2 separate regions of the Mus musculus genome follow, and region 2 is linked to region 1. The links are chromatin loops, found by intact Hi-C in ENCODE. Cell type or tissue: heart. All regions are shown on one strand. Links, peaks and the distances in the headings refer to the core of each region. The heading gives the core; the rest is flanking DNA. Region 1 overlaps Rabgap1l (RAB GTPase activating protein 1-like). Region 2 overlaps Rabgap1l (RAB GTPase activating protein 1-like).

What was found. Hi-C counts contacts between places; a loop is a spot of excess contacts. Peaks named below come from ENCODE experiments on the same cell type or tissue, not always from the same donor. Only the 100,000 strongest peaks of a DNase experiment are listed, where the experiment ranks them.
Region 2: a loop joins it to region 1, with 7 times the contacts of the local background. A loop is called at or near these places in 3 of 42 quality-filtered maps.

What each region holds. Positions count from the first base shown.
Region 1 is chr1:160,685,917-160,702,867 of GRCm38, reverse strand. It overlaps Rabgap1l (RAB GTPase activating protein 1-like), which reads left to right. Exons shown (of 21, transcript NM_013862.5): 9 at 408-510; 10 at 1,990-2,156. Among named protein-coding and RNA genes, the nearest start is that of Gm23528, 49 kb to the right of the region's middle. In heart, for the core only: no CTCF peak of the experiment used is centred there; DNase peaks (open chromatin) are centred at 9,597 and 11,977.
Region 2 is chr1:160,526,598-160,543,548 of GRCm38, reverse strand. All of the region lies in intron 13 of Rabgap1l (RAB GTPase activating protein 1-like), which reads left to right. Among named protein-coding and RNA genes, the nearest start is that of Gpr52, 45 kb to the left of the region's middle. In heart, for the core only: a CTCF peak has its summit at 11,997; DNase peaks (open chromatin) are centred at 8,438 and 11,948; H3K27ac peaks cover 838 bases.

The DNA of each region.
Region 1 (16,951 bases), core at 5,007-13,006:
TAGCCCTAGCTGTCCTGGAACTCACTTTGTAGACCAGGCTTGCCTCAAACTCAGAAATCTGCCTGCCTCTGCCTCCAGAGTACTGAGATTAAAGGCGTGCGCCACCACGCCTGGCAAGATCATGTTTAATACAACTTTACAACTCTGTTTTTGTGATTCAGCTTGAATGGGTACACCTCTTTTCATGCAAGAAGAATATATCTTTATGTTGATCCTGTGTTTGAAGATAGCTGGAATATAACAATATTCAAAGAAATGCTTTTGCATGGGGAAATTTATATTAAAACTTAAGCCTCATTTGAATATAGATTCATATTTTAATAAATTAAAATGACTAAGGGTATAATTTTAGAGTGTGATAATTTTCCTCGTGCATAGTATCTATATTCCCGTTTGAACTTTTATAGGAGTCCATGGGAAAGAGCTATGATGGGAGAGCTTACGTCATCACGGGCATGTGGAACCCCAACGCACCAATATTTCTGGCTCTTAATGAAGAAACGCCCAAAGGTGACTTAACATATTTCTTATTACTTCATAATTTTCATTGTGAACAATCTTGTTTTATTACATTTTTAGAAAGTACTGATGCCTATTTAAATTGAAGATATACTTATCTAGAATATTTGTGAATATTTATGAAGTTCCTTTTTGTCTTTTTTCATGCTTTTGTGGAGAAAACTATTAGTTCAAACAAATCCTTTGAAAGTCACATTGGTTGCTCATATCTGATATGTGAGAAGCATTGACTTGTGCTTTCTATATGACTGTAAAGTTGGTTGTTTTTTTGGGTGAGTGTGATGGAGGAGGGTGACATACACGCAAACAGATTTCGGAAATTTGTGTATCTTTGTTTACCATTTTAACTAAGAAGTGTACATTACTAACATTTTTATTATTTATTCAGTCTAGGATTTAGATCTTTGATCTGCCCTTAAACTAAATTTAAAGAGTTACTTGATTTATAGTTTTATTGAAAATGCTTTATTTTTATTCTGTTAAATTGTATATTTATAAGACATTGTCTTATTTCATCTTTTTTTTTTTTTTTTTTTTTTTTTTTTGAGACAGGGTTTCTCTGTGTAGCCCTGGCTGTTCTGGAACTCACTTTGTAGACCAGGCTGGCCTCGAACTCAGAAATCCGCCTGCCTCTGCCTCCTGAGTGCTGGGATTAAAGGTATGCGCCACCACGCCTGTCTTATTTCATCTTTAATTTTATTTATTTAGGCCCTTATTTTATGCCCAGAGTTGACTTTTGGCTAAAGACAGGAAGCATCAATTATTACTAATAGCAAGATATGCTCTCCTAGTGAAGAACATTGGAATAACTTTCTCTATTATCTGCCATGTCCCCAGCTCAATTAATTTTTTTGAGGCTATATGTGCATTCTGAACAATGAAAGTATTTGATTCTTCAGAGTTTTTTCTCTCAATTCATACCACACAGAGATGTTTATATTAGCAGTACTCTGTTGTGCAGGTTTTATATGAGAGGGTTGAGCATCTCCTCTAGTTTGCAATCACCAAACAGACCCATCAGTTTCTGTCATTCCTGTTCCAAGATTGAAAGAATGCATCTTTGATTTTCTAGTGATTGTATAAGAAACCTGATAATTTTAGAGTAAAATTTATCTTCAAGTTTTATTTGTTTATATTTTTTCATTGCTGGGAATTCAACCCCAGGCCTTTTCCAATTTTCTCCAGTCTTTGTGTTTTATATTAAGGATTTGACTTGGAGAATGGAATCAGACATCTGTCAGGAGTTTAGACACTTGATTGTGATAGAGTAGTCAGTGCCCGAGGAACAGTCTTGGAATACTTGATTACATACTTATCCATACTTAACCATACTTAATGGTTAGCAAGTATTTAAAAATAAATATCTAGAAGGAAATATGCTTGTCTAGATATATAATTCATGTGTAACTTATTAGACCTTATTTTCTTCAATAACAAGGAATAATAAAACCCAGAAATTTTCTATCGCAGATAAACGGGTGTACATGACCGTTGCAGTGGACATGGTGGTCACAGAGGTGGTGGAGCCAGTCCGTTTTCTCCTGGAGACAGTAGTTCGTGTATACCCTGCAAATGAGAGATTTTGGTATTTCAGCAGAAAGACTTTCACAGAGACTTTCTTCATGAGGTTGAAACAGGTAGGATGCTTTTGTTCTTGTGTATAGTAGTACTGCTTTATCTCTCTCTTGACAGGGTCTCATACATCCCAGGATGGCTTCACACTGATAAATGTAGCTAAAGAGGATCTTCAGCTTGTCTCTACCTCCCCAGTGCTGGGATTATAGATGCATGCCACTACAGCCTATGCATTGTTAGGGGTCAAACCTAGGACCTTGGTCACACCAGCCAAGCACTCTGCGTACAGCTGTGGTATAGCCCTAGGCCATCTGCCTTTGTTTTTCTTTATATGCAAATAGAACCCCTTATATCACAACTAAAGGCAATGAAATTCCTCAAAAAAAAATCAAGTGGTATGTGAAGCCAACCAATGGAATGTGTGAAAACTGCACATTTTGATAATACACAAGTTGTTATGTATCTTAATAAGCCTGAACTCATGTGCCTGTAGACTGTTGCCATATGGAAAGATCTCCCATGCTCATGGATTGGCAGGATCAATATAGTAAAAATGGCTATCTTACCAAAAGCAATCTACAGATTCAATGCAATCCCCATCAAAATTCCAATTCAATTCTTCAACGAATTAGAAAGGGCAATCTGCAAATTCATCTGGAATAACAAAAAAACCTAGGATAGCAAAAACTCTTCTCAAGGATAAAAGAACCTCTGGTGGAATCACCATGCCTGACCAAAAGCTGTACTACAGAGCAATTGTGATCAAAACTGCATGGTACTGGTATAGCGACAGACAAGTAGACCAATGGAATAGAATTAAAGACCCAGAAATGAACCCACACACCTATGGTCACTTGATCTTTGACAAGGGAGTAAAAACCATCCAGTGGAAAAAAGATAGCATCTTCAACAAATGGTGCTGGCACAACTGGCAGTTATCATGTAGAAGAATGCGAATTGATCCATTCCTATCTCCTTGTACTAAGGTCAAATCTAAGTGGATTAAGGAACTCCACATAAAACCAGAGACACTGAAACTTATTGAGGAGAAAGTAGGGAAAAGCCTCGAAGATATGGGTACAGGGGAAAAATTCCTGAATAGAACAGCCATGGCTTGTGCTGTAAGATCGAGAATCTACAAATGGGACCTAATAAAATTGCAAAGCTTCTGCAAGGCAAAAGACACCATCAATAAGAAAAAAAGGCCACCAACAGATTGGGAAAGGATCTTTACCTATCCTAAATCAGATAGGGGACTAATATCCAATATATATAAAGAACTCAAGAAGGTGGACTCCAGAAAATCAAATAACCTCATTAAAAAATGGGGCTCAGAGCTGAACAAAGAATTCTCACCTGAGGAATACCGAATGGCAGAGAAGCACCTGAAAAAATGTTCAACATCCTTAATAATCAGGGAAATGCAAATCAAAACAACCCTGAGATTCCATCTCACACCAGTCAGAATAGCTAAGATCAAAAATTCAGGTGACAGCAAATGCTGGCGAGGATGTGGAGAAAGAGGAACACTCCTCCATTGTTGGTGGGATTGCAAGCTTGTACAACCACTCTGGAAATCAGTCTGGCAGTTCCTCAGAAAACTGGATATAGTACTACCGGAGGATCCCGCAATACCTCTCCTGGGCATATATCCAGAAGATGTTCCAACCGGTAAGAAGGACACATGCTCCACTATGTTCATAGCAGCCTTATTTATAATAGCCAGAAGCTGGAAAGAACCCAGATGCCCCTCAACAGAGGAATGGATACAGAAAATGTGGTACATCTACACAATGGAGTACTACTCAGCTATTAAAAAGAATGAATTTATGAAATTCCTAGCCAAATGGATGGACCTGGAGGGCATCATCCTGAGTGAGGTAACCCAATCACAAAGGAACTCACACAATATGTACTCATTGATAAGTGGATATTAGCTCAGAAACTTAGGATACCCAAGATATAAGATACAATTTGCTAAACGCATGAAACTCAAGAAGAACGAAGACCAAAGTGTGGACACTTTGCCCCTTCTTAGAATTGGGAACAAAACACCCATGGAAGGAGTTACAGAGACAAAATTTGGAGCTGTGTCGAAAGGATGGACCATCTAGAGCCTGCCATATCCAGGGATCCATCCCATAATCAGCTTCCAAACGCTGACACCATTGCATACACTAGCAAGATTTTGCTGAAAGAACCCAGATATAGCTGTCTCTTGTGAGACTATACCGGGGCCTAGCAAACACAGAAGTGGATGCTCACAGTCAGCTATTGGATGGATCACAGGGGCCCCAATGGAGGAGCTAGAGAAAGTACCCAAGGAGCTAAAGGGATCTGCAACCCTATAGGTAGAACACCATTATGAACTAACCAGTACCCCGGAGCTCTTGACTCTAGCTGCATATGTATCAAAAGATGGCCTAGGCGGCCATCACTGGAAAGAGAGGCCCATTGGACTTGTAAACTTTATATGCCCCAGTACAGGGGAATGTCAGGGACAAAAAGTAGGAGTGGGTTGGTAGGGGAGTGGATGGGAGGGTATGGGGAACTTTTGGGATAGCATTGGAAGTGTAAATGAGGAAAATACCTAATAAAAAGTATAAAAAAAAAGAAATAATAATCAGTAAAAGACAAAGATTTCTTATTTTATCTACAATTACTTGAAACACTAACCTTCTAACAAAATAAAATAAAGAACAACAAAACCCAACATCACCTCCCCAAAATAAATAGAAAAATTTTATGCTTAAAAATGTAATTGTATCTGATAGTGATCTCTATTTGCCATATTTAGTAACCCACATTAGTTGATTTTTCTCATTTTGATCATCAGTTAGAGTATTTAAGTTTACTTTCATATTAAGTCAAAAAATTTATGTTCCTGTGGCATTCTTAAATTAGTCACCTTAGAAGATAAGATATAATTTTGAAAATTGGAAATGGATTTTCTTTTTCATCTTGTTCTCACTCTTATTCTGATCACAATTTCCCTCCGTCGTCTCCTTCCAGGTTGTCCTTACCTCCTTACCCATCCAACTCCAAGCTGCCTTTTTCTTTTTTGTCTCTTTTCTTTTCTTTTTAAGAAAGAAACAGGCAAATTGAAAATAAAAACAGAATAGGACAAAATAAGAGCAGGGGGCGGGCGGTAGGGAGAGGAATGAGAAGCACATGCCTATAAAGAAAACTCATAAAAGTACAAAATTGGAAACCACAGTATGAAAACAAAAGACCAGCAAGGAGAAAAGTGTTCAGACAAAGGACTTTGAGCAAAAATACCACTGAGTTAATTTTGTGTTGACCAACTATTCCTAGGCATGGGGCCAGCCCTTTAACTATAGTTTGTATGCCCAAACTATATAGTTTTAAACACCATTGGAGAAGACTATCTATCTATCTATCTATCTATCTATCTATCTATCTATCTATCTATCTATCTATCTATCTATCTATCTATGTGAGCAGTTGTCAGTTGGAGCTAGCTCCCGGGTTAGGGGTGGGAGCTTGTATCCACTTCTTCTGTCATATCTGAGATCCCATCTGGCTTAGATCCGTACAGATCTTTCTGCCTCTGCCTCCTGAGTGCTGGGATTCAAGGCATGTGCCACCACTGCCTGGCTTTGTTTGACACGGAGTCTCCAACTTGCAGTGATCCCCTGCCCCTGCCTTCCAAGTACTGGAATTATAAGTGTATACCACCATACCCTGGTATTTTAATTATTATTATTAGATATACAGGCCATATATATGCTGCCACAGGCTTTGTGAGTTTATATGTATGTTAGTCCTTTTGTGTTTGAAAGGCATTAAAACATGTAATTTTTGTTTTGTATTAAATGAGAAAGATAATGGGAAAATAATGCAAATTCTAATAGTGTCAGTTTATAAAATGTCTGTATTTAGTGTGTAAAATTCTTCATGTTTTTTTTTTTGTTGTTGTTGTTAGTAGTCCTGGTCTCCCAAATTTTATACTATTTTCAACCTTGTAACTGTAGTATGCAAAATGCAATGTGACCATATCAGCAAGTAAACACAGGAGTCATTTCTCAAGTTTCATATTAAAAAATGTGTCAAAGCTCAATGCGACCTCATGTAGTAGGTAATTTGAAATTACCATGGTTTTATCTTTTATTATTTTAGCTGGTAGTTTTCATCAGTTTTTATTGCTGTGTGGAGTAGTTTTGTAGCATATTATAAAGAACATTATAGGGGCATTATTCAAAACTTCAATCTTCCAAACATGTTTTAATGTTTTATGAGATTTCCCCTCTTTTATCTCCCATCTGCCCATCTTTTCTGCTTTCTTTTTTTTTTCTTCTTTTCTTGTTTTTGGTTGCTTGTTAGCATTGTCAGGGGATTCATTATTTCAAAGTTATACAGATGATATTGAATGATGGAACTTTGCCTATCTTATTGCTTGTTCAGTATTTTGTTGAGAGTGTGCATATCCGTGCACATCCATGTCTGTGAGGTGTACATGTGTGTGCAGAGGCCCGAGGTCACACTCAGGTGTGGCTCTCAGGCACTTGCTTTTACCTCGTCTTTTGAGACATCATTACTAGCTAAACTTGGAGCTTGCCCTTTCAATAGGCCGGCCAGCCAGCCTTCTCCGGGAGCTTGTGTTTCCATCTCCACACTGGGATTGCGCGTCCAGTATCTGGCCATCTCTAATGTGAGTGCTGAGGCTTGCACTGGCTTCTTCATGATTTCGTGGCAGCAGCTTACAAACCAAACTCTCCTCCCCAGTTCCTAGTACATCACTCAACGTTCGGAAATCTGTTCCCTATAAAATGATTTCTGCATTTTGTAGTTTCAAAATGTATGGGAAGTTTGTTTGTTTGTTTGTTTATTGGACGCAAGGTCTGGAAGCTCAGGCTGGCTACAACCTCACTATGTAGATGAAGATGGCCTTAGATTATTTTTTTTTTCTAATCCTTCTGTCTCTTTCTTACAAGTCCTGGGGTTGTAAGTGTATGGTATCATATCAGGTTTTCTGTGATGATGGAGATTGAGCCCAAGCCCTTTTGGGATGATAATCAAACACCGTGAAATGCAGTAAAATCGGTGGAAACAAATTTGTTTTAGGCATTGAGGAACAGGCATGTAGAGGTAGGAACTTGGAAAATGTGACATTTCCTTGACTAAATGCATAGTCTTGTTAGGCACCTTTGAGAATCAGAGAAACAGGAGACTGGGGAAGTAGGTGGGTTTCTGTACAGTAGGTTACTTTTTAGATCAATGAGTCAGCAGCACTGAACACATGCATAGCTTTAACTTCTCTTATTCTGGGGATATGTGATCAGTTACAAGGAACGATCTGAGGCAGCTACACAAATTAAAATAAAATCAACAAAAAGCAGAAAAACTGATGTTATAAAAGAAATGCTTATTAGTTTTAAAGTAATCTTAAACAAGGTTATCTATGATACAGTCATTTGGGAAATAACATTGACACCAGGATAAAATGTATAAAGTAAATGTACATTTCTTCCTATCTCTGCCTCCCTGTCTCTTCCTGTTTTTTGAGAGAGGATTTTCACTCTGTAGCTCCAGCTGATCTGGAACTCATTTTGTAGCCCAGGTTGGTCTCAAATGTGATAGCAGTGTGCCTGCCTCAGCCTCCAAATTGCTGAGATTATAGGCACGAACACTGTTTCCAGCTCTAGATTGGCATTTCATAAAACAAAATTAGTAAGGTTTGAAGAATTGAAATAATATCTATTGGCACATCTGATGCCATGTTAAACAAATTTTCTGAAAAACATTATGTTGCTTATTATAGATATTTTCAACTCTAATAATAATGGTGTTTATTTACTGGAACATCTGTTCTGAAATGATATTCTGAATTTTATATTTGGCTTTAAAAGAATCACCTCTCATTTATGTGTTTGTTAGATTGCATGTGTTTTGGTTTTAAACAGATGAAATAAGCATTTAGAGATTACATATAAACCCAGTGTGTCAGATGGGCTGCTCTTCAACAGACAGTAAATCCTTTCCTCTCTCTAAGCCTTAGTTTTCTTCCTTTAAATTTAGAGTGTGGACTGATAGCATTGTTGAAGGCATTTCTGACATTGGGATTATTGAGCTACAGGGAAGACAATTCAGTGACTGTCACAGGCAGTCACTGAAGGACAGATCACTTTTGCCATATGTGGTATAGTATTTACAATAACGGAATACCGTTTAAACTAAGCCCCCAACTCCACAGGATCTTTGTTGTATTAATAAGGAAGTATATAAGAAGCATTGATAGCTATGCATATGGTATCTGCCAGATGAAAAGAATGTCCTTTACTGTGGTGTTTTAGATGTAGGGGACCACAGCAGTAAAATGCCATAGGTAAAAGCTCCTTTGAGGAAATATACACCAGTTCCTATAAGCTTTGTAGAAACGGAGAGTAGAATCTATGTTCACATTTAATTAATTAATTAATCAAATCAATTAACTAATTCATTTAATTAATTAAAATTTTTGATGTGCATTGTTGTTTTGCTTGCATTTGTGAGGGTATTGGACTCCTTGGAACTGGAGTTGCAGACAGTTGTGAGCTGCCATGTGGGTGCTGGGAATTGAACCCCTCTTGCTCTGGAAGAGCAGCCAGTGCTCTTAATTGATGAGCCATCTCCCCTGTCCACTTGTGTTCACATTCAAGATAACATGTTTATTAGTGGTTTTGTTTAATTTTTAATTTGTAAAAAAGATTTTGTAAAGGTTCTTACTAAGATGTCTAGGTTGACCTCAAACATTACAGTTCTCCTTCATTATAATGTTTCCTGAATAGCTGGGATTGTAGATATATTCAGTTTCACTGAGCTGTGTTATTGTGACCAACCAAAGATGCTTTCTCTCCAAAATGAATAGAAGACAATACTATGGTGTTGGACTTTTTAAAATTAAAATTTTTATTAGGAAAACTGATTGCTGAAAAAGGCAAATTCATTTTCTCTAGGGATGAGACCCTTGGTAGGTTATGCAATCCCAAGTGGTCAACCCTAAACACATGTATATAAGCAACAGTAAATGCACTCAGTAGCTTCTATGAATGTGTACGTGTGGGTTGGAAGGAGGAGAGACAGGGGTGGGAATGATACCAACATAGCACTTACATTTGATATTCTAGGAAAAAAAACCCTTAAAAAACGTAAAGTAGAAGTAGAGTGGAGATAATATCTATCTTATAGTGTTGTTTAGTTGTTAACTCATTTAGTCATTCGACAAACATTAAATGCTTCTTCAGTGACATAAATTGATTTAGGCTCTGTCCTAAGTGTAGGTTTAATGTTAAATTATCATAATATTTTCTTGATATCTCTATAAAATTGCTGCCATATTGGCTGAGGGTTTTTTGGCTCAACTTAATTTAGAAATGATGAGAAGGGAGAGAAGTAGTGTAGCTCTGACCATTGGCTCTCAGCAGCTGGTGGGTGTTAACAGTTTTCCAAGCTGCTCTTGGCAGGACCTCTGAGCAAACAGTAGCTGGAGGCAGTGGTTGCCAGAAGCTTTTGGCAGCCCTCCACTGCTTGAGTAGTAACCGCTGGCAGCTCTGGATCTTCTCCAGCAGCTTTGCTGGAACACTCCCAGGCAGCACAGAGTTTGATAGTCTCTGGATGCTAGGCATTCTGTAGGCCTGTACCTCTTGGTAGTAATATTGTCAGATAAGCTCATTCTGCTCAAGGTACAAAGGATGAATGGTGGATCCGATGTAGCTTGATAGGTAGAGTGCTTGATAGCATGCAGGAAGCCATGGGTTTGAGCCATGTTGACCAAGCATGTTGTCATCTATCCATCATTCCAGCACTCAGAAGGTAGATGTACGAGAACCATGAGTTCAAGGTCATTCTTGTTTATATAGCAGGTTCCAGATCATCCTGGGCTACATGGAACCCTGGCACAAACAAAGAGTTGGCAAGAAAACCACTCCAGCAAGGCTTTATTAGGGCCTATGCTGATGGGACAGAGCAGGGATACATTTTCTAGACTGGTCTGAAAAGGATATAAAGAAAATAAAATTAAGTAATAGCAAGAAAAAGAACAGGAAAAAATGAGTCAAAACACAAGCACACACATCCCTCTGCCATCTAGCCACGGTACTTTGGTTGCAGAAGTTTCTTTGTTAAAGAAAAAAAAAAAAAGCCCTGCATATATAGAGCTGAAAGGGCAGGCCTCTGTACATGTAATCTTCTGAGTACTAACACAGACTTTCTGCACCGGCATACTGGGCTTGTCTGTGCTGACACTAGAGAGATGTTCTTCAGGGACTGGGGTGGGGACATCTAAAGTGGTTGCAGCACTGGTGGGGAAGGATATGGCGTGGTCAAAGTAGTGCTCCAGTGAGGTATTCTAATTGACCATGACAGCTGTGGCAGTGGAGCAAGGTTTTCCCAGCAGCTGTTACAGTATTACATCAGTTTTTAGGGTACCCATGGATGTAGTAGGAATGGGTACATCCTCTAAACTCAGCTATTGTAGTTCCCAAGGCTTCAAGTGGGGTTTTTCTGATGGTGGCAACGATGACAACCTGAATGGGCCACTGACTTAGCTTCTAATTGATAGCCCCCTGTGGCATTTGTGGAGATTATGATGTTAGTATTCTGGCTTCTAGTACCTCTGAGGGGTTATGGAGAAGTGGTAATGATGATTATAGTTCAGTCTGTATTAGAAGGCCATAAGAATGGTAGCTCCAGCCTCTAGTGTGCATCCTCAGCTTAATCAGAGTATCATGGTTAGGGTTTTATTGCTGTGAAGAGAATCTATGACCAAGGCAGTCCTAACAAAGACAAACATTTTTTTTTAATTTTTTTAAAAAATTTTTTGTTAGGTATTTAGCTCATTTACATTTCCAATGCTATACCAAAAGTCCCCCATACCCACCCACCCCCACTCCCCTACCCACCCACTCCCCCTTTTTGGCCCTGGCGTTCCCTTGTACTGGGGCATATAAATTTTGCGTGTCCAATGGGCCTCTCTTTCCAGTGATGGCCGACTAGGCCATCTTTTGATACATATGCAGCTAGAGTTAAGAGCTCCGGGGTACTGGTTAGTTCATAATGTTGTTCCACCTATAGGGTTGCAGATCCCTTTAGCTCCTTAGGTACTTTCAAAGACAAACATTTAATTGGGGCTGGCTTACAGTTTCAGAGGTTTAGTCCATTTTCGTCATGATGGAAAGCATGGCAGTGTGCAAGGAGACTTGGTACTGGAGGATCAAGAATTCTATATCTTGATCTGAAGGCAGCCAGGAGACTAGATTTGTCATACTGGGCAGAGCTTCAAAAAAAAAAAAAAAATCTCAAAGCCTTGCCTCCATAGTGACACACTTCCTCTAATAAGGCCACACCTCTTCCAATAAGGACACACGTCCTAATAGTTCCACTCCCTGTGGCCAGGCATTCAAATATATGAATCTCTGTGGGCCAAACCTAGTCAAACCACCACATTTCACTTCCTGCCCACCTCAACCTTGTAGATACTACATAATAGAAAATATATTTAGTCTAACTTCAAAAGTCCCCATAGACTATTACAGTCTCAACAATGTTTAAAAGTCCAAAGTTCAAAGTCTCTTCTGAGATTCATTCAATCTCTTAACTCCCTATAAAATCAAAATCAAAAAACAAATCATAAGATATATGTTACCATTCCAAGATGTCATAGTGAGGAGATACCAGAACAAAGCAAGACCAAAACCAGATGGGCAAACGCCAAACTCTGAATCTCTGTGTCTGATGTCAGAGCATTCTTTATATCTCCACTCTTTTCAGCTGTGTTGATTGCAACACACTTCTTTCTCTTGGGATCGTTCCATTCTCTGTTAGCAGCTTTCCTCGGCAGGTATCCAATGGTTCTGGGCTCTGGCATCTCTTACATCTAGGGGTCTTCAAGGCAACTTCAATATCATTGCTTCATGCAGTGGCCTCTCAAGGCCTCTGTGCAGGGACACCCCGCCACACATCTGGCCTACGTGATTTTTCTTGGTTAGAGAGGGATATTCCATAATCCCTTCTATTCTTGAGTCTAAAGCCAGAGCCACGTGGTTGAAGCTGCCAAGTTCTGTTCCTTGTTGAGGCTGGAACATGGCGTCTTCATTCAGTTACAGCTTTACCAGCTTTCTGTTTTCCATGATTTCCTTCACTGCCTAAGCTTGGGTGTCCTAGAACTTGCTCTGTAGATTATGCTTACCTTGAACTCAGAGATCTGTATGCCTCTGTCTCCTGAATGCTGGAATTAAAGGTGTGCACCAACAAGTCTGTATCTAAGCTTTCTTTAATACCTTTTCACAAGAAGGAAGCTTATCTGGGTAGGATCTTGTCCCCAAGGTTTCCATTTCCTTAATTCTATTTAACATCTTTAATCTGGTTATCTCATTAAACACAGGATTTAGCTCCATTCTATTTCTTGGTGCTGCTTTAATACTTGAATCATACATTTTGCATTTTTTTCCTTTCTCAGCTTGCTATGTTTGATCAAAATGCTCTTCGTAAGAATGTACCACAAGAAACAACAATATGAACTAACCAGTACCCCCAGAGCTCGTGTCTCTAGCTGCATATGTAGCAGAAGATGGCCTAGTCGGCCATCACTGGAAAGAGAGGCCCATTGGACTTGCAAACTTTATATGCCCCAGTACAGGGGAACACCAGGGCCAAGAAGTGGGAGTGGGTGGGTAGGGGAGTGGGGGGGGTATGGGGGACTTTTGGGATAGCATTGGAAATGTAAATGAAGAAAATACCTAATTAAAACAAAACAAAAATAAGAATGTACCACAAGAAAGAGTCTATGTTAGGCTGTTTTGAGATTTCCTTAATCTGATTCTCTTCACTTTTGCTTCAGACAAAGGTAAAGCAGCCACATTCATTCTTCACCAAAATATCATAAGAATGATTTCTAGGCAACATACAAACACTTCCTCTGAAATCTCTTGAGCCAGGCCTCCACAGTTCAAATCACTCTTAGCACCACTGTCTACCATGTTCCTATTAGCATGGCCCTTTAAGTCACACTTAAATCATTCAACTGATTGTCTAATCCATAGTCACAAAGTCCACATTTTTCTAAACAAAAACATGCTTATCACAGTAATACCCCACAGTCTCAAAGTCCATATTCTTTTAAACAAAAAAAGATGGTCAGACCTATCATAGCAACACCCCAGTTCCTAGTACCAACTTCTTTCTATCTTAGTTGGGTTTATTGCTGTGAATAGACTGGGGGATCTGCCAGGATGTGTTTCAGAGCATAGACTATTAGTATAGTCACAAACAAGCACAATACATGTCAGGGCAACTATCATAGCTATCCCCGTCTTTGAGAGGGATATTCTTTTTGGGAGGCTACAGGTAGCCTATGGTGTTACAAGTGGTGAGGCCCTCAGCTCTCATCTTTACCCTACCTCCACCCTTGTTTATAGTCCTTGTCTAACTTACTGTGTGTACCTTAGGGTGGTGGCATCTGCAGCTGAGCCACTCACCATAGGAAAGGGTCCTTGACAGCTCTCTGCTAAGCATCTGAGCATTTGAGCCTTGCTCCTAATAATCTGTAACCTGTTGAAGATGAATAAATGGAAAAAGCATTTTAAAAACAAAGGCAGGGAGTGATGAACAGCCTATGAAAATCTGAATTTAAAGACATTTTGATGTGTATTACCCAAGAGAATATAGCCCTTAATTCTCTGGAGGAAACCAAAGTCTGGTAACATTAGCATTCTTCAGTAAATAGTATAGAATTTACTCCTGTGATGGTTAATCTTGACTAGTGGGTGGTACCGTTCTATGGGCTTGGGTCTCATTCTGAATTAAAGGGAGAAAGCATGTTGAGCATAAGCACCCATCATTCTCTGTTTGCTGATTGTGGTTGCTGTGTGACTAATCATCTCACTTTCCTGCCACTATATCTTTTCTATCTGATGGATGAGTCCTCAAGAGACCTCACCCTTGCTTAAATTGTATTGGTCAAATATTTGCAGCCACAAGGAAAATAACTAATACATATTCTCTAGCCAGTACCTTATAAAGAAAATGACCCTGTTGGTGTTGGGGGTGGAGATTGGGAATGCCTGACTCAAAATCTTTTCTCTGTTGGGTGTCTCTGACTTTTCATTATGTTGGAAACAAAATATTTTAAGAACTAAGTGGGTATTAAAATGGGTAAATAGAAATGAACCACATGTGACATGAAGTTAGAAGAAGAGGGGATTGTTTTGTAAGAGAAGGTACCAGCAAAATGAGAGCAAGAGGATATATTGTAAGAGGGAAATGAATAAGAACAAACTGTAATGGTATATGTTAAAATGTCATAATGAAACACATTACTTTCTCTGTGAATTTATGCTTAATAGAAATAAATTAAAAATACATAAAATGAAAATTATCATTGAAGATGCTTTTCAATTTGTACCTTTAAAAATAAATATACTCAATCAGTACATAACCAAGAGAAATTAAATAATAATGATAATTATCTTTTTCTGTAGAAAGATGAAAATTAAAATTATAGAGTACTTACTGTGGGAGAATAAAATATAGAATGTACTTTTGTTTGTTTTTCTGATGTGTACTTCTGCTTAGGTTGTCATTCTTGTTTGTCTTGTGCAGAGGCAAACTAAACCTGTCTGGAAACAAATCCTCTCACATGATTTATAGACACAATTTTGTTAAAAAACAAAAGATCTTAGATATCAGATTTACTTAACTTTTTCCCACCTAGGATTCCTTTTTGCATGAAAAATTTGTATGCTAAACTAGGCATATAGATACATAAAATTAAAATATAAATAAAGCATTTGCTGGTAAGTAATTAATAAATTTATTGTATAACAATTCTTTGTAATTTGTAAATAAACAGTTTACATGCTAATAAGTTGCATGTGCTTATTTGCTTTTACATAAGTGAATAAAATATTTACTGAATATCTTGATACTTAAGAATGTGGAACATCTTCAGAACTTTCAAAATTGATTGGTATTTTGATTTTATGATTAATATTGAGAATACTGCTTTTTGCATTCTAAAGTACAGTTAATGCCTTTTAAAAAATTGTTGGAAATTCTGATACTAAAAAAAATTCATGTTTTTTTAAAAATGAAACTCAATCATTAACTCAAAGACTAATTTTAAAATCAAATATTGTAAAACAATATAATCTAAAGTGTACTAACTTGATAAAGTAACATGTTGAAGAATGATGGTAGGAAAATGTGAAAAAAAATCTTTGTTTTTTATAAACTCTATTTCTAACCATATGTGTAATAAAAATGCTGTTCTGTTTCTAACCATATGTGTAATAAAAATGCTGTTCCTAAGATTTAGCCTCCACAGATCTGAGCCATTGGGTTTCAGGAGGGTCTGACGATGTTGTGTGACATGAAGGGATGTGCAGGGAACAGTGCATATGTTGTATTTAGAACCAGGGCTTTAGTGACGTCATATGATGTGATGGGGGGTGGTTTGCTGCCAGAAAAACATGGGATTCATTGCATGATTGATTTTGAATTAAGTTTTGGTTGTTGTGTGTTTGGAAATCTTTCAGTATTGCCAAATTGTGACTTATGCATTCAGTTACATGATTCTCTGAAGGATATTGACTCAAAAATTAAGAAGCTGCTCTGTAGATACAATGGCTCACAGTTCAGCTTTGCACCAGATTTGCTGTGATCCTTTGAAAATAAGTCTTACTTCCTGGATCCTACCCTAAAGATCAAGACCAAAGATATTAATGTTTTAAATGTGAAGAAATTCTTACTCTCGTATCCTTACTCTTAAACAGTGTTATGATATATGGCTTCTGAAGATGTATGTACTAATACAGATATCACCATATTGTCCTTTGTATTTGATGATAGTCTATTATACTATAAAAGCTTTTGGAATTAATTTGCATAGCTGTAATGAATCTTTGTAAGTCAACTTATTCTTGACATAAATTTTAATATAAATCTGACAGTTTATTTCATAAATACAGAATTTTAGTTGTCTAAAAGTAAGATTGAAAATAAAATCATGTTACTAAAAGTACTTCATTTGAATCTTAGTTGCTAAGTGCAATATTTAGGTTCAGTACAGTATATTTGTATAGTTAACCCAGCCAAGTTGAGCCTGGTCATGAGTTGGTTCTTGCTCTGGAACAGAGCCAGCAGGGCATAGGCCTCTAGTCAGTGGCTGCTATGGGCATAAGGCTTGTATGTATAAAAAATATATATTTTACTTCATGTTCCTCTTTCAGGAAATATTCTCCCTACCAAGATAGTAGGGGATGTTCTCTCTGCCAAGGTTAATGATGGATTCCCTGATAATTAGAAGCAGCACGAATCCAAATCTGGGAGTCAAGGGTGTGTTCATGTCTCAGCAAAATTGTAAAGACCGTTTTGACCTTCAGGACAGATGCTGAGACCTTTAGGACAGCCCTTAACCCTGTAAGGAAAGATCTTTGAAAACACTGAGTTCAAGAATATATAATTTCTCAACTATGCAAAATACAAGGATGCAATATGAATTGTATAGGAGCTTCATAGATCTAAAAGAAGTCAGCTTGGGACAGAGCTAGTTTAGGGACAGGAGTGGCAGGGATCCCACCCAGCTAGCTCATTGTCTGTGCTGACAAAGGCAGGCAGATCTCTGAATTTATTTGCAATGTTAAAAAAAAAAGTGCTTGTCATCTCAATCTAAGAATCTAGGGGCTGGGGTCCAGGGATGCTGATTTATGGGATAATCAAAAGGGAACCTGGAGTAATGACTGAAATGATATGTAAATAAAAGACTGGGCTTTTGATCTGCAAGAGATGAACAATCCAGAGAGTTTATTAAAATCACAAGGAAGTCTGTCTGGAACAGAACTGAGAAAGAACTGTCTCAAGC
Region 2 (16,951 bases), core at 4,096-12,095, 160 kb after region 1:
AAAAAGGACGAATTGAGGAACAACAGTTTCAACAGATGGTTATTTAGATGTATTATTAATTACTATTAGAAAGTAATTTCTTTGTAGTGGAGGAATTATGACTAAAAAGCGGAAGGATGGGCTGTTTTGTACCATCTGAGTTTTAAATGCCAAACAGGCAGAGTGTGGAGAATCTTTGAATAGGTGGGATTCATCTGAATCCTTTAAAAGGCTTAGAAGAGGAAGAAGTGGTAGGCATAACTCAAGTCTCTAAGAAGTGGAGACCAAATGAAAAAAATGACCATATATCACACTTTAAGAAGCTTTAGCTTATCTTGTGAATTGTATTCTGTTTAGTTTTATGTCATCATGATACAAGCTAGAGTCACTTAGGAAGCAAGACTCTTAATTTAGAAATCCTTTTGTAAGATCTACCTGTAGGGATGCCTGTAGTGCATTTTCTTGATTAATGATTGGTCTGGGAAAGCCCAGCTCTGGGGGGCAGTGGCAACCCTGGGCAGATGGGCCAGGAAGGTATAAGAAACTAGGCTGAGTAAACTATGGGGAGCAAGCTAGTAAGGATCGCACTTCCATGGCCTGTTTCTGCTCTTGTCAACAGGTTCCTGCCCTGACTTTCCCCAGAGAGGAACTATGATGTAGAGCTGTAAGCTGAATAAACCCTTTTCTCCACTAAAAAAAAAAAAAAAAAAAAAAAAGAAGCTTAGAGAGTTACAAAGCAATGAAGGATTCTAGGATAGGGAGGGAAATTTGCTACATATTAAAATTAACAATTTAATTATATATGCATTATATAACTTTATACTGATTTTCTTTGATAATTTTATGCATCTACATAATAAATTCTAGTTGCTCTTAACCTCACTCTCTGCTCTCTTCCTTCCAATCCTGTCAATCCTCTCTTCTCTTTACAAGTAAGTCCCTTTTTCATATTCCTGTCTTTGTTTTTTGTCTTGTGACCCACTGAGTTCGTCTATGGCTAACTGTGCCAATGAATTTCAAACTATCGCTTGAGCTTGGTAAACTCACCATTGGTAAACAATGGCTGTCTTTGCCTCAGAATAACTTGTAGCTAATAGTTATGCAGTATCAGTTATAATTTCCTGAGTCCCTGATACATATTTGACTGATGACAGGTCCAGTCTTGTCATAACCACTGTGAGAGGATGATTTCAATGCATATGTATCTGAGTCACTGTTCTATTGCTGTGAAGAGACACCATGATCAAGGCAACTCTAATAAAAGAAAGCATTTAATTGGGGGCTTGCTTACAGTTTGAGAGGCTTAGTTTATTATCATCATGGTGGGAAGCATGGTTTCATGCATGGCACAGGAACAATAGTTGAGTTATATCCTGGATCCACAGGCTAAGAAAGAGGACTAGACCTAGCATGGGTTTTCCAACTTCCTCCAACAAGGCTACATGTACTACAAACAATGTCAACCTCTTAATGCTTCTAATCCTTTCAAACAGTTTTACTCCCTGTTGTGTGAGCATTCACATATATGAGCCTAAGGGGCCCTTCTTAATCAAACTACCACACTGCTATGCCCTTGACCTAGCATTTCACAGTCCTTCATGTCTTCCAGCTCTTACCTTTTTGGTCCCTCTTTCCATGATGTTTTCTGAGTTTTAAAGGGGGTAGTACTGCTGTCCTGTGAAGAAGTGACCACGCAGCTCTCACTTATTTACATTACCTTGAGCAGACACTAGTCACCCTATTTACATATTCTTTGCACCTTTGCCTCAATGAACCATGGCTAATAGGAGTAAGGTTTGCAGTACAGCACCAGCTTCAGTTCTCTATATCTTACATTGACAGTGTTGGATATTTTCAGCAATAGGATTTTACCCCAACCAGTTGTGGTTGTAATGAAGAGGAATAGTGAGGGCCCTGGAGACTCTATGATTCGCAACTCATTAGGTAGTACTCACACCAGGGCTGGATCTTTTTAAATAGCCGTTTGTTTTCAGGACCAGCAGCACACCACCATGTGGGACATCTCCTTTCTAAATCTTTTTTTAAGTTGTTTTTTTGAATAATGATTTTTATTAGATATTTTCTTCATTTACATTTCAAATGTTATCCCCAAAGTCCCCTATAACCTCCCCTAAACCTGCTCCCCAACCCACACACTCCCACTTCCTGGCCCTGTCGTTCCCCTGTACTGGGGCATATAATCTTTGCCAGACTAAGGGCCTCTTCTCCCATTGATGGCCTACTAAGCCATCCTCTGCCACATATTCAGCTAGAGACACAAACTCTGGGGGAGTTAGGGGGAGCGGGCGAGTACTGTTAGTTCATATTGTTGTTCCTCCTATAGAGTTGCAGACCCCTTTAGCTCCTTGGGTACTTTCTCTAGCTCCTTCATTGGGGGTCCTGTGCTCCATCCAATAGATAACTGTGAGCATCCACTTCTGTATTTGCCAGGCACTGGCAGAGCCTCACAAGAGACAGCTATATCAGGGTCTTGTCAGCAAAATCTTGTTGACATATGCAATAGTGTCTGGGTTTGGTGGTTGTTTATGGGGTGGATCCCCAGGTGGGGCAGTCTCTGGATGGCCCCTTCTTCTGTCTCAGCTCCAAACTTTGTCTGTGTAACTCCTTCCATGGGTATTTTGTTCCCCATTCTAAGGAGGAACGAAGTATCCATACTTTGGTCTTCCCTCTACTTGATTTTCTTGTGTTTTGCAAATTGTATCTTGGGTGTTCTATGTTTCTGGGCTAATATCCACTTATCAGTGAGTGATATCATGTGTGTTCTTTTGTGATTGGGTTACCTCACTCAGGATGATACCCTCCAGATCCATCCATTTGCCTAAGAATTTCATGAATTCATAGTTTTTAATTACTGAGTAGTACTCCATTGTGTAAATGTACCACATTTTCTGTATTCATTTCTCTGTTGAGGGACATCTGGGTTCTTTCCAGCTTCTGGCTATTATAAATAAGGCTGCTATAAATATAGTGGAGCATGTGTCCTTATTACAGGTTGGAACATCTTCTGGGTATATGCCCAGGAGAGGTATTGCTGGATCTTCCAGTAGTACTATGTCCAGTTTTCTGAGGAACCGCCAGACTGATTTCCAGAATGGTTGTACAAGCTTGCAATCCCACCAGCAATGGAGGAGTGTACCTCTTTCTTCACATCCTTGCCAGCATCTGCTGTCACCTGAATTTTTTATCTTAGCCATTCTGACTGGTGTGAGGTGGATCTCAAGCTTGTTTTGATTTGCATTTCTCTGATGATAATTGGATTATTCTCACGTGTTTAAACATTGCAGTGATATTCAATGTTGGCTAAGAAAATCAGACCAGGGAGGATCTGCTTGAATGTATAGAGAAGAAGCCCTAGCTCCAGGAGTCTCAGAGGGTCACCCTGGTGTTGCTTTTCTTTCTTCTTCTCCACAGACTTTTACTTTCCCTCATCCTTTTACATTAGCTAACCTTGGTGTCTAGATCAAGATGATTTTCCTCCTTTGTTTTCAGGAGGCATTTCCAGCCACACCATACTCTTTAATCACAATTCTTCCTGACAGTTTTTTGATTGGATCCAAATTTGTAGTCTGGATCCTGAGAATCTAATTTATGTGTCTGTTACAGCAGTTCTCAAACATTTTCACTCCAGAACTTTTTATACCCTGGAATTTTACTGAATATCCTAAAAAAAAATAAGTTTATATGGATTTTATTCATTCAAAATTTCCAAATTAGAAACCCAAACTGAGAAGTTTTAAATTTCAATTGACTTAAAGCAAAATTATTAAAAGCACGATATTACAACAGTATACTAAAAATAATACTTCCTGAATAAAGTCAGTGAGAAGAGATGTATTGTCCAACTTCTGCAGATATAGTCACTAATTTGGTTTTTAAGAAATGGAGCACAAGGTCCCCAGTGAAGGAGCTAGAGAAAGGACCCAAGGAGCTGAAGGGGTTTGCAGCCCCATAGGAGGAACAACAATATGAACTAACCAGTACCTCCAGAACTCCCAGGGACTAAACCACCAACCAAAGAATACACATGGTGGGACTCATGGCTCCAGCTGCATATGTAGCAGAGGATGGCCTAGTCGGTCATTAATGGGAGGAGAGGCCCTTGGTCCTATGAAGACTCTATGCCCCAGTAAAGGGGAAAGCCAGGGCAAGGAAGCAGGAGTGGGTGGGTGGGTTGAGGAACAGGGCGAGGGGGAGAGAATAGGGAGTTTTCGGAGGGGAAACCAGGAAAGGGGGATAACATTTGAAATGTAAATAAAGAAAATATTTAATAAAAAACAATAAAACAAAACAAAGAAAAAAAGAAATATTAAGGAATAGAGATTGTTGCTTCCTGATATTGTTGATGTTATTTTTATGTTTGTGTGACTATCTTCTTTTGGGTTTGTTGAAGATTACTTTCTTGCTTTTTCTAGAGAGTAGTTTCCCTCCTTGTGTTAGCGTTTTCCATCTATTATCCTTTGTAGGGATTGATTTGTGGAAAGATATTTTGTAAATTTGTTTTTGTCATGGAATATCTTGGTTTCTCCATCTATAGTAATTGAGAGTTTTGCTGGGTATGGTAGCCTGGACTGGCATCTGTATTCTCTTAGGGTCTGTATGACATCGACCAGGATCTTCTGGCATTTGTAGTCTCTGGCAAGAAGTCTGGTGTAATTCTTATAGGTCTGCCTTTATATGTTACTTGACCTTTTTACCTTACTGCTTTTAATATTCTTTCTTTGTTTTGTGTATTTTGTGTTTTGGTTATTATGTGACAGGAATAATTTCTTTTCTGGTCCAATCTATTTGGAGTTCTCTAGACTTCTTGTATGTTCATGGCCATCTCTTTCTTTAGGTTAGGGAAATTTTCTTCTATAATTTTGTTGAAGATATTTACTGGCCCTTTAAGTTGGAAACATTCATTCTCTTCTATTGTTTTAGTCAGGGTTTCTATTCCTGGATAAAACATCATGACCAAGAAGCAAGTTGAGGAGGAAAGGGTTTATTCAGCTTACACTTCCACATTGCTGTTCATCAATAAAGGAAGTGGAGACTGGAACTCAAGCAGGACAGAAAGCAGGAGCTGATGCAGAGGCTATGGAGGGATGTTCCTTACTGGCTTGCTTCCCCTGGCTTGCTCAGCCTGCTTCCTTATAGAACCAAGACTACCAGCCCAGAGATGGTCCCACCCACAAGGGGCCTTTCCCCCTTGATCACTAATTGAGAAAATGCCTTACAGCTGGATCTCATGGAGGCATTTCCTCAACTGAAGCTCCTTTCTCTGTGATAACTCCAGCTGTGTCAAGTTGACACAATACTATCCACTATTATCCTTAGGATTGGTCTTCTCATTGTGTCCTGGATTTCATGGATGTTTTGGATTAGGAGCTTTTTGCATTTTTTTTGATGGTTGTGTCACTGTTTTCTATGGCATCTTCTGCACTTGAGATTCTCTCTTCTATCTCTAGTATTCTGTTGGTGATGCTTGCATCTATGACTCCTGATCTCTTTTTTAGGTTTTCTATCTCCAGGGTTGTCTCTTTTTGTGATTTCTTTATTGATTCTATTTCCATTTTTAGATGCTGGGTAGTTTTGTTCAAGTCCACCTGTGTGGTTGTGTTTTCCTGTAATTATTTAAGGGATTTTTGTGTTTCCTCTTTAAGGGTTTCTAGTTGTTTACTTGTGTTCTTAAAATTTTTAAAGGAGTTATTTATGTCCTTCTTAAAGTCCTCTGTCATCATCATGAGATGTGGTTTTGAATCAGTCTTGCTTTTCTGGTGTGTTTGGGTATCAAGGGCTCACTGTGGTGGGAGAACTGGGTTCTGATAATGCCAAGTAGCCTTGGTTTCTGTTACTTATGTTCTTGCCCTTGCCTCTCATCATCTGGTTATCTCTGGTGTTAGTTGGTCTTGCTGTCTCTGATTGTGGCTTGTCCTTCCTGCAAGCCTGTGTGTCAGCACTCCTGGGAGACAAGATCTCTCCATGAGGAATTTGAGTATAGAGAACTGTGACACAGGGTTAACTCCGAGTGCAGACTGAAACAGGAAGGTTTCTTGTTTTCTTGGTTGTTCTTGGTTCCTGTGTCCTGATGGCTTTGGGCTGGTCCCTCTTGGGGTAGGAAATTGAGCAGAAGTGGTGGTCTTACTTGTGCTCACAGGCATGTCCACACTTCTGGAGACCAGCTCTTTCCCGGAGGTATTTGGGTGTGAAGCACTGTTTCACAGGATCAGCTCCAGTCGCCACTGCTTTGGTTTTTAAGCAATTTCTGGAATACAGTGCTTTTTTCCCCATTGTCCTGTGCTATTCAATAGATGTACAGGTAATGAATTATCCTAAAAGAAACCTCATAGGAACGTCCTGACATTCTGCTGATGGGAGAATCTAGATCCACATATGATTAATGTGTCACTGGTGTAGTTTTTATCATTAGTGAGGTATCCTGGACGTGACTGCATCCAACTTAATTTTAACATATATTATTTAAGACATAAATTACATCTTTAAGTTAAGTGTGAGATGGGAAATATTTTTTTCTAAGTACATTTTGTAGAAGATAATTGAGACTTGAGGTTTTATTGTCAGCATTTGAACGCACAATTTGGGAGACGCACTAATATATTTAGTAATATATTTTACCTTAAAAATCTAGGCTCGAGCCGGGTGTGGTGGCACACGCCTTTAATCCCAGAACTCAGGAGGCAGAGGCAGGCAGATTTCTGAGTCCAGGCCAGCCTGGTCTACAAATTGAGTTCTAGGACAGCCAGGGCTCTACAGAGAAACCCTGTCTCGAAAAACAAAAACAAACAAACAAACAAAAATCTAGGCTCTACCTTTATTTTCAAGAGAAGCAAAAGTGATCTCCTGGCAACTTGACTAGACAAGATAGACTTACAATCCTTTAAACATGGAGTATACATGTTCCAGCAGCTCAGGTCTAGGGATTTCTAATACTGACAGTGTGTTCATATGAATAGAGGCTGTGGAAATAAGCCAAAGAAATCAGCCCCGGCCTTGTTAACCTCCTCTTTTAAAATGCTGTGGAAGATCAGCTATAGCTGCTGGATGGGTTATTTAGTAGAGTTGGTTCTTTTATAGGTTACTATACTGAGTCAGCAAGTCTAGTTTTCATACGAAGCAGTGGCATTCACTCCCCGAGAATATTTCACAATCGCCGTTTGATATACATTGTCACCAGTGTATTACATTGAGGTTTGTGTTTTGTATGTTTTGTAATTTTACAAAGGTGGCATTGTTTAGACATTTTAGATTGACCCAATTCTCTATATTGATGCCCTATGGCATTTATTAATTGAGTATTACCTATATTTTTTTAATACGGTCATATAAAATATTTTAGGACTCAGTGGATTCAGAAGGTTAAACAGTTTGTCTTTGTCTTGAAAAACTTTCATCTTAAACATTACATTTGTGGTGTTTTCAACTCTGGTTGTCCATTAGCCTTGCACAAAGAAGTTAAAAATAAACAAAAAGAAAACCCACTTTACACAACACAAAATAATGCCATGACCTGAGACTAACAGTTAAATAACTTGGCCAGTGTTTCTGATGCGTGGCCAGAATTGGAAGTCTCAATGTAGAACTCTTTGCGTACTCTGTTCTCCTCTAATCCTGGCCATCAAGTGTAGCTGTAGCAGCCCTCCAGGAGAAGCTGTTCACACTGTACCTGTGTGCAAGGCATTTCTCCAGGAGTGAGCAGAGCTGCCAGCAGCTGGTGATCTGTAATGTAAATGCAGCTTCAGTGATCACTGATACGGAAATAGTAGTACCCGTATATGAATTTCTCCCAGTTCCAAAATACAAGACAGCTCTGAGCGTCGGTCTTCCTTAAATCGATGAGATGTACGTAACAGCACACCTTGGGGATGGAAGAAAGGTCTGCTTGTTACAGTAGGTAAATATTCAGATAGCCTAGGGAATAGTGGGACTTGTATATGACATTACATTTTGCCTTGGGTTTTAGAACTAAAATAATGTGAGGTCAGGTATAGCAGAAGGACATTTTTACCATTTCTGATTAAAGAACTGTTACAATGAACATAGCTTCTTAAAACAGAACAGGGAAAATAAAAATGCTCATGAGTATGTAAAGAAATGCCTTATTAAATAACACAGAATAACGAATACATGCTGTACCTATTCTATCTCTTTATAACATGACCAACATATATTACTGACTGCTTAATTTTAGTACATGTTAATTAATTTTCATTGATGTAAAATGAGTGAGCTTTAACACTTTGGTTTCCAACCTGTTTGTGAGACTAAGAGGAACTGTGACTCTGGGCTCTCAGCACCATTGTGTATGCTTTTATTGTGGTGAATATCAAAGCAGCAGTTAATTATAGTACTAGCATTTCTGTTCTTCACCTCATTATCTCTGTCTTGCACTATTATTTTCTGTTGCTGCTGGCTATACAGCATCAGGCCTGGCACCAGTGAGGTGTGAACACAATGCCAGCACTGCATTCAGCGCAAGAATAGAAAGGCAGATGGCAGATTGTACTATTTATAGTTGGAGCCAATCTGCCTGAGGTGAGCCCTGCTGAAATTTTTTTTTATCAGAAATGTTTTCATATATTAAAGGGATAAGGAAATGAGGCAAGGAAAAAAGCTTTAGACCTCTGGACTCTGAGAGTAAAAATTTCACTATAGACCACAAAGCAACTACAAGTATTGATTAAGCATTTTTAATCTGGAAATTTACATATTTTTCTTTATATTCTCTAAGTAAAGCCATCAGGCCTGCAGCATCCTTCATGGCAGAACATAAGGAGTTTATTGTTCTGGGATGTTATGTTGCCATAGCAACAGATGCAGTAAGAATTTTAATTATTGGGAACAAAATGAGACTATAATAACTAATTATTTAAGACCATTGACTATATCATGTAGACTCAGACTAGTTTTTAATTTCTTGCTTGTCACTTCTTGGCTGCCTGTGATGAACACAAAATCGCTCTACTTCATATTTGATTCTTCATTTTTAAAAGAATATATTATTGAAAACTATGGTATCAATTAGTATATTGATATAGACTACACTGAAACTGCATTAATTATCTAAACTTTTTTATTCATTAGATACCTTGATTAAAAACTGATTCTGTCTCAAGAATTACAGTAACTGGGTAATTAAAATGCTCCAGTAATGAACTAAGGTGGCCCAGATAATCTGATATGCAGTCACCAATATAGAATAGCAGTAAAGAAAACTTATGTTTTATTCATAATGAAACTGTAATATAGGCCTAAGAAATTAATTTTATTCAATCATAGTAATAATATAAAATATTTTGATTGGATTTATTGGAACTTAGCAGATTGCTTAGTCATATTCTAAAATATGCCACAACTTCTGTTCACTTGAAGTCATGATTAAATGTCTGTCATTTGAATTTGTTGGTTTTATTTAGAGGGTAAGCAGATTTTGATTTCCACTTCTTATACTTCGATAGTTTCGAGAAAGTTTATGGGAAGCCGGGTTTATAATGAGATAGCTACAGTCTCAGCTTCTTGCTCTATTAGCTTCACGTTCATAGTTAAGTAAAGCTATTGGTAGTAGTGACTTGGTTAGACACAGCTGGTCATTCCCAAAGCATCTTCAAATGGAAAGCTAGGGGTTTTAAAATGAACCAATTTTAAAAAATGAAGAAAATTAGGGGGTGGTCGCTTATAATAATTGAAGCTAAAAGGCAGGTGGAGAAAACCCATCTGTTTGCTGAGGAAGATGGGAAAACTATCATCACATAATACTCAAACATTAAATACTAATGCAGCTCCTCCTACTCCTCCTCCTCCCACCCCAGGTCTGTACATGTTCTCTCATACACACTCAAGCGTGTGTGCACAGTATGTGGATGAAATGCGCTGACAGTTGATGCTTGCCCCAATCGCTCCCTATCTTGCTCTTTGAAACAAGTCTTTCACTGCACTGAGAACTCTCTGATTGGACTAGACAGGCTGATCCACCCATCCCCTCAGTTCAGTAATTATGGGCAAGTGCTGCCTGGCTCAGCATTGTGTGTGTGTGCTAGTGTGTGCTCAGGTCTTTATGCTTGTGTAGCCAGCAGTTCACTGACAGCTGTCTCTCACAACAAGCAATGGCAATAACCAGCATCCACTTTAAGGGGAAGTAAATGGCTTCACGAGGAGGAAAAGAGCACCTCCTCCTTCCCACTTGTGCCTACGTGTTTTGTAAGCCCTCTCATTGCAAAGACGTTCAGTGTTCTTCTCCCACACCCTTCCCCTCAGTTAGGACCTAAGGAGATTTCTAGTCTTTAGGGGAACAGATTTGTTCCAATTTTGAGTTTTCTGTTCTGATTGTGTTTATTTTTTCTGATCTTCATAACAGAGAATTAAAAGGTGGACTTTTTTCTTCTTTTCTTTGAGGGAGGGGGGAGTCACAAAGGTAGGGCAGACTAGGGATGACTAGGAAGTGAATGGGATTGCGGTGTATTGTGTGAAATTCCCAAATAATCAATAAAAGTATGACTAAAAAGAGACAATGAGTTACGTGGGGTTATTTAGGAATGAAAAACAGTTCATTCTTGTTCTATATAGGTAAGCAATGGGAAAAATTAGGTATTTTCTTGTGAATTTTAGTAATATAAAAGTGAAGAGACCTGAAATTAAAAAGATTAAAGTAAAACATTATTTCTGTAACTCACAAGTGATTATCAGAATCATATCTGAAAATTTTGACCAGAACTCAACAACACACAGTTCTCTTAAGAAAAAGAAGTATGCATATAACCTGAAGGTGCAAAGTCAAAATTCTTACCTTATGCCAGTGTGGAAACATTTAGTGGATACAGGTGTTCTAGTGAACTCTCTGGTCCTGACATTAGATAATAGGAAGGTAAGTAGCAATCTCTTTCTTGATTATCATTCCTAATTGAAGTATATCTTTTACTTATAGTTTGAAAGATATGTGAACTTGCTTCCTATTTAGAGTTTTCATTTTCCTTTCACATGAATTTAAACATTGATTAATTCTGATATTCACAATTGTATTTCATTAAATTGTAAGCCATTTAAAACATACAAAGAAACATATACATATAGTTGGGGTTCATTTTGTCTAGAAAAGTCAGTTACATTTAACTCTGTTGGCAACCTAGATGTTTAGGGAGGAGACAACAGCCAGGACCCTGCCCTTCGAGGAAGGCATTAAACTGACTGCCTATTCCTTGTTGGCACCATCCAAATTACTCTCAATGAATAAAGCCCAACCTATAAAAGGTTTAAAAAAAAAAAAGTCCTTCGATTGATCCTAGGGCCTTATATGTGCTAGGTAAGAGCGCTACCGCTGTAATACATCCACAGCCCTAGCATGTCTTCACGGAACACATTCCAATTTTTATGTATTACATCAGATTTCATTTGGTTGTTATAATGTTGTTATGATTGAAAGTTTTTTATGGTTGCTGAGTCTTTGGTGAAGTGATAGGACTCATTTTGTTTTTATACATTAGGACTTTGAAGTGTTACTTTCCTGAGAGGAACGTATAGCATTTACTAAAATCAAAGCCCAGAAACTGACTACTATTATTAAATTTATTCTATTAGAACTAGAATTTTAAAAATTAATATTAGCATTTCTTCTCAAGGAATATTATATTTGCCATACCTTTCTTTCATTGTACATGACAAAATTCAAATGAATCAAGTAAAAATTTACTGAAAGCCTAATGAAATGTGAAGTTATATAAATTTAGTAACATATCCTGAGGTTGTTTTGTTTGGTTTTTTGTTTGTTTGCTTGCTTTTTGTTTTTAAATCCATCTCTGTGCCTCAGGATACTACTATTGTTCAGGAACTTAGCAAGGGTAGATTATTGTGGCCCATGAGCCCTGTGTGCGCTGTGCATTGTAAGGTACTGAGTCAGCAGTGATTGCTTACGGCCTGAGTTTCAGGCGTTCCATGGTAGGCAGCCTGCCAAGTGTCCAGCTGCGGGCTTGGTTTGGCAGAGGGAGTGTCTGTGCAGTCTGTAGTCAGTCCTGTAGGAGGACAGTAACAAAGGCAGCTGCTGGGCTTTAGGTGCTCCCGGCCCTTTGTAGAATTAAGTCTTCCATGGGAACATCTTGGCTATGTATATATATATATATATATGTGTGTGTGTGTGTGTGTGTGTGTGTGTGTGTATGTATATATATTGACGAATGTATAGATTTCTATTTCCCAGTGTCTTCAATCTTTCTTCTTCAGGAAAGTCTTATTTTCCTTATTTAGGGAAAATAATTACATTTGCAATACATTCAATTCCTAAAAGATTAAGGATTAATTCCAAAGGAAAAATTCATTATGGTTATGAATAGTGCTTGGTTGCAAACTTTACAGCACCTTTAAAAATTGCTTCTTAGGGAAAAAATACAAATTTATTCTTGTATGAGTTGAGGTCACAGTGTGTGCATTTGTGTGTATGTGTGTGTGTGTGTGTGTGTTTAAAATATTGAAGATATGGAGGGGATAGACAAGAATGGCAAAATTATAAGAGAGAAAAACCTCCATGCTTTCTGTGAAATTGTAAAAGACTGAGAGTGATTAAGTAGAAAAATAGATATTTTTCTTTTATTTGTATTTATTATGTCATTTCTTATGTCTAAAAATAGATTTTCAGTGATAGTACTATTAGAAAGTTACTACACAGATTGTTGCTTTTCAGTAATAACCCAAGTCACTATTTAGAGGATAAAAATCTATATTTTGGGAACGGATGTACTATGTTGCAATAAGATATTTTATAGGCACTTTAATTTTCTAACACTTTTTCAGGAAAAGCATTCTTTAGGAAAAGGCAAAGTCTGTGTATGATGCTGATATTCGTCTTTCATCACAGATTTAAAAAATATTTTTCTTTAATTACAGTAAATAATATATTGAGATAAAGTTTATTTTACATTCTAAAGTGATTTTATTTGGAAATGTATGAAACTAATTTTAAAACCGAAGAGATTTTTAAGTTGCTCAGTGTGCATAGATCTTGTAACTTTCTATTGTAACTTCTAAGGCTTTTCTTTGGCTTACGAGGCTATCAATCCATTCATTGGTTCTTTGCAATAGTGCTTCTCGCTCTCCCTCAGTAACTATAGTTTCATAAATGCCTTTCCAGCTGAACTTTTGTATTTTGTCAGGTTTTCAACAACTTAGAAGAGGTTTCAATTAAAAATAGATTATAAACTTACATGTGGGTGGCAGTTGAGTGAGTTGGTATGACAGCTCATATTAAGAGGTTGGATCAAGTGCAGAGTAGCTTAACAAAATTTGAGAACTATAGTGCTACATTAGTCCGAATGACTGTGGTCCTTTAACATGTGCTGGATGCTAAGGAGAGCACCTTCTTCTTAGAGAACACATTCTATCTGGGCAAAATGGTGAAGGTTGGACCTATTAATTTACTGCTACTAAGAACCTCCCTTCCTAAAAAATACCTCCTTTGCTATTTGTGGTTCTGGGCAAAAGATCTTAAGGACCCCGAGGCTTGTTTGTCTCCCCCCACCTTGCCAGTCCCCAGAGAAGACGCTTGGTTAGCACTACAGAACACCAATCTCATTCTTACATTTTCTGCATATTAAAGAAAATTAAGAATTCTCCTTTTATAGAATTTGAAAGTCTTTACCATTTTTATATTCTGCATTTTTATGGAGCTATAGATGAGTAAGAACTAGATCTATGTGTAAAGTGTTTAGTATTCTGCTATTAGTAGACTATTGGGCATTAACTTAGATATTGAATAGAGGGAAAACATCACTTTAACTGGTTTTAGTTTTTGTTTTGATTTGATTTCTTCATGTTTTGCTCAGATTGGTCCTAAATGCTTATATTCCAGCAATCCTCCTGCATCAGCCTTTAAAGGGCTGAGACTTTAGGTTTGCACTGACATCTCTAGCTTAAGAGGTCTCATTTTTCAATATGCTATCCATTTCACAACCCTGGAAACAGAAAATGGGAGAAATGAACAAAAAGAAATGTTGCCAGCTCTAGTTGTTAATGTTTAAATGGCACGTGAAGCTGTATCTGTATTCAGAGTCTTCTGGAATGTTTCAATAGTTACGTGCAGTGAGTAATGTTCAAATCAAGATGAGCATATCTACTTCCCTCAATAATCATCCCTTCTTCATAGTGAAAATATTCAAATTTATTTCTTTTAATTTTCAAAAATAACTAATAAAAATTATTGCCAGCATCTATAGTTGCCTTATGGATAAAATAATACTAGTACTCTGCCTGCTTTCTCTGTAATTCAGGATTTATTGACCAGTCTTTCTTGTCTAACCCTTTAGTGCTCTCCCCAGCCTCTGGGAACTTACTTTTCACTTGTGTGATAGCATCACTTTTAGATGCCCCTGATGAGGCAGGACAGAACTAGGGGTTTTGTGCTTGAATTATTTTACTTAACTACACATACTGTTAGTGTTTTAAATATATAATACCTACAATAAAATTTCTTTCAAGGAAGTTCTTCCACAATAATGCAGTAATTTCTCGTACCACATACTCAGTATCATTAATAATTACTCACCCACCCAGTTACTCCTTTCTATAACTAGTCTGCTAAAATTGTTCCCAGAACAATCTCTATCGTACTATGTAATTTTCTTGATTGGTTAGAAGAAAACTTGAAATTCCTTGAATAGTCTGATGGCCTCTGTCATCTACTCTGAGCCAGCTCTCCCATCTTTTCCATACTGCCTCTTCCTCACGAATGTATAGTGGAACAATGTCTGTATTAACCTTTGAGAAAGACAGTTATTTATTTGTGTTGGCTATTCTATTTGAAATTCACACTTCTGTTATTAACACTATATCCACTCCTAATGCCCTAGTCAAACGTCAAGTCTCTAAACCGTGTGGTTATCAATCTGAAAGTAAGATTTCAGGGTTTGGTTTCTTTGTAACTTTTCCACAGTAGCAGCTAACTGCATTTTCACCAGGGTTCCCTTTGCATCTACCCTTTATCTTTCTGCCACATTAAGAACTAGTTAAACACATGGGACTAAAAAAATTGCATAGTGGTTAAAAACACTTAGTCCTGGTGCAGAGGACCCAGGTTCAGTTCCCCCATCCACATGGGCACTCTGAACTCTCTAACTCTAACTCCAGTCCCAGGGAATCTGACACTGCTGCAGACTTCGGGCATACATGTGTTTCATGCAGACAAATATGCAAATAAAATAAAAATAAGTGACTCTTAAAAAATAGTCATGAGATTTTTCCCTTAACATCTTCCCTATATTGTATATAGTTTGTGCTCTGTAAATGTGTACCGAATTGAACTTAAAACTTTCAAGTATAGCCGCACGGACACACCACTCACACAGAGACATTTGTATTCTATTCCTAGTGCTACCATTTACTCTTAGAATTTCATCTTGACATTTAATTTTTCTATGACTTAGTGGGTGTTTTACTTACAAAGTGGGTGTAATGATATTTCACTCTAAATTATAAAATTATTGTGTTATTTGCTGAAGAACTTCTTTGAACTCTTTGAGATGAAAATGGTCATATTTATAGAAAAATGATGAGATTTTGGCTCTGAAACATGAAAAATTGTTCCTCTTGGGTACAATTAAAGATAATTTTGTTTAAATGCCAAGTGGCCAGAAATTATATTATCAGTTATGGTACACGTGTATATTAATAGATGTGTGTATAGTGCTTGAAGCTTGTAAACATATTTTCTAAGGTTGGAGTAGGTCATGGCATATATTTTTAGTAAAATTTAAAAGACCAAAAATTGTAATGTAAAAACGAATTACATTGGTGCAGTCACTGAGAGTCTGAGCTTGAGATATTGTTTACTAGGTTTGCTCTTGCTCCAGTTTTGTGACCATAGATGGTCATTTAATCTTTTAATGTTTTTTTCTCCATTTGTATAAATCCAAATAGTAGGATTCCTATATACAGGATACTTTTTAAGAATAATGTGTTTCAGATGAGATAAAATAATGATATATTAGTTCTTATGCCAACATCTCTTTGGAGAAATTCTGTATGTTTAGGCTTAATCAAAAGTCAAATCTAGTAATTAATAATTTAGCTTTAGGTAAACCTGAAATTTTTAATACTATTTTTTAAAAATTTAAAATAAAAGAATTTATACAAGGTATTCAGATAACTGTTCCTCCTCCCCCAACACCTCTCTCCCTCCTCCCAGCTCACTCAACTCCATGCTTTGCCTTCTTCTCTCCCTCGCCCTGTCAAGTGCAACAAATATGTGTAAATATACACAAACCCACACATGCACAAAACCCGTGAAAACTCAAAACTGGAAACCATAACACATAATCAAAAGACCACTAAGGCAAAAATGGCCAAATAAAGCAATATGAGACAAAAGTCTACAAAAATATTATTGATTTTATTTTGTGTTGGCCATCTACTGCTGGGCAAGGTGCCTGCCCTCAAGTGTGGTTAATATGCCCAGTGACACTCCATTAGAGAAAACTAATACTTTATTGGCATGTTGACTGGAGATAGTTTCTTGGTTAGGGATGTGAGCTTGTGTCTGCTTCGCATTTCCAGTGCTGGGACCTGTCTGGCTTGAACCTATGAAGGTCCTGTGCACGCCGCCTGTCTTTGTAAGGTTTATGTGCATATCAGTCCTTTTGTGTTAGGACCACACTGTTGGTTTTGGTGTCATCCATCCCCTCTAGCTCTTTAGACTCTTTCTGACTCCTATTCTGAATAGCTCCCTGGTCACTAAGGGGAGAGAGAGGTTTGATAAAAATATCTGTTTATGACAGAGTGTATTTTACTCTCTGCACATTCTTCAGTTGTGGGTCACTGTGTTAATTCCCATATACTGAAAGAGTAAGCTTCTGTTTAGCAGAATGCAATAGGAGTCACTTTACTGATATGTTCCCTTGGCAGAACAGTAGTTTTAGTTTTAGTTTTCCCCATGGCCCATGACCTATCCAGTCCCTGGTCATTGGGCACTGAAGCAGTA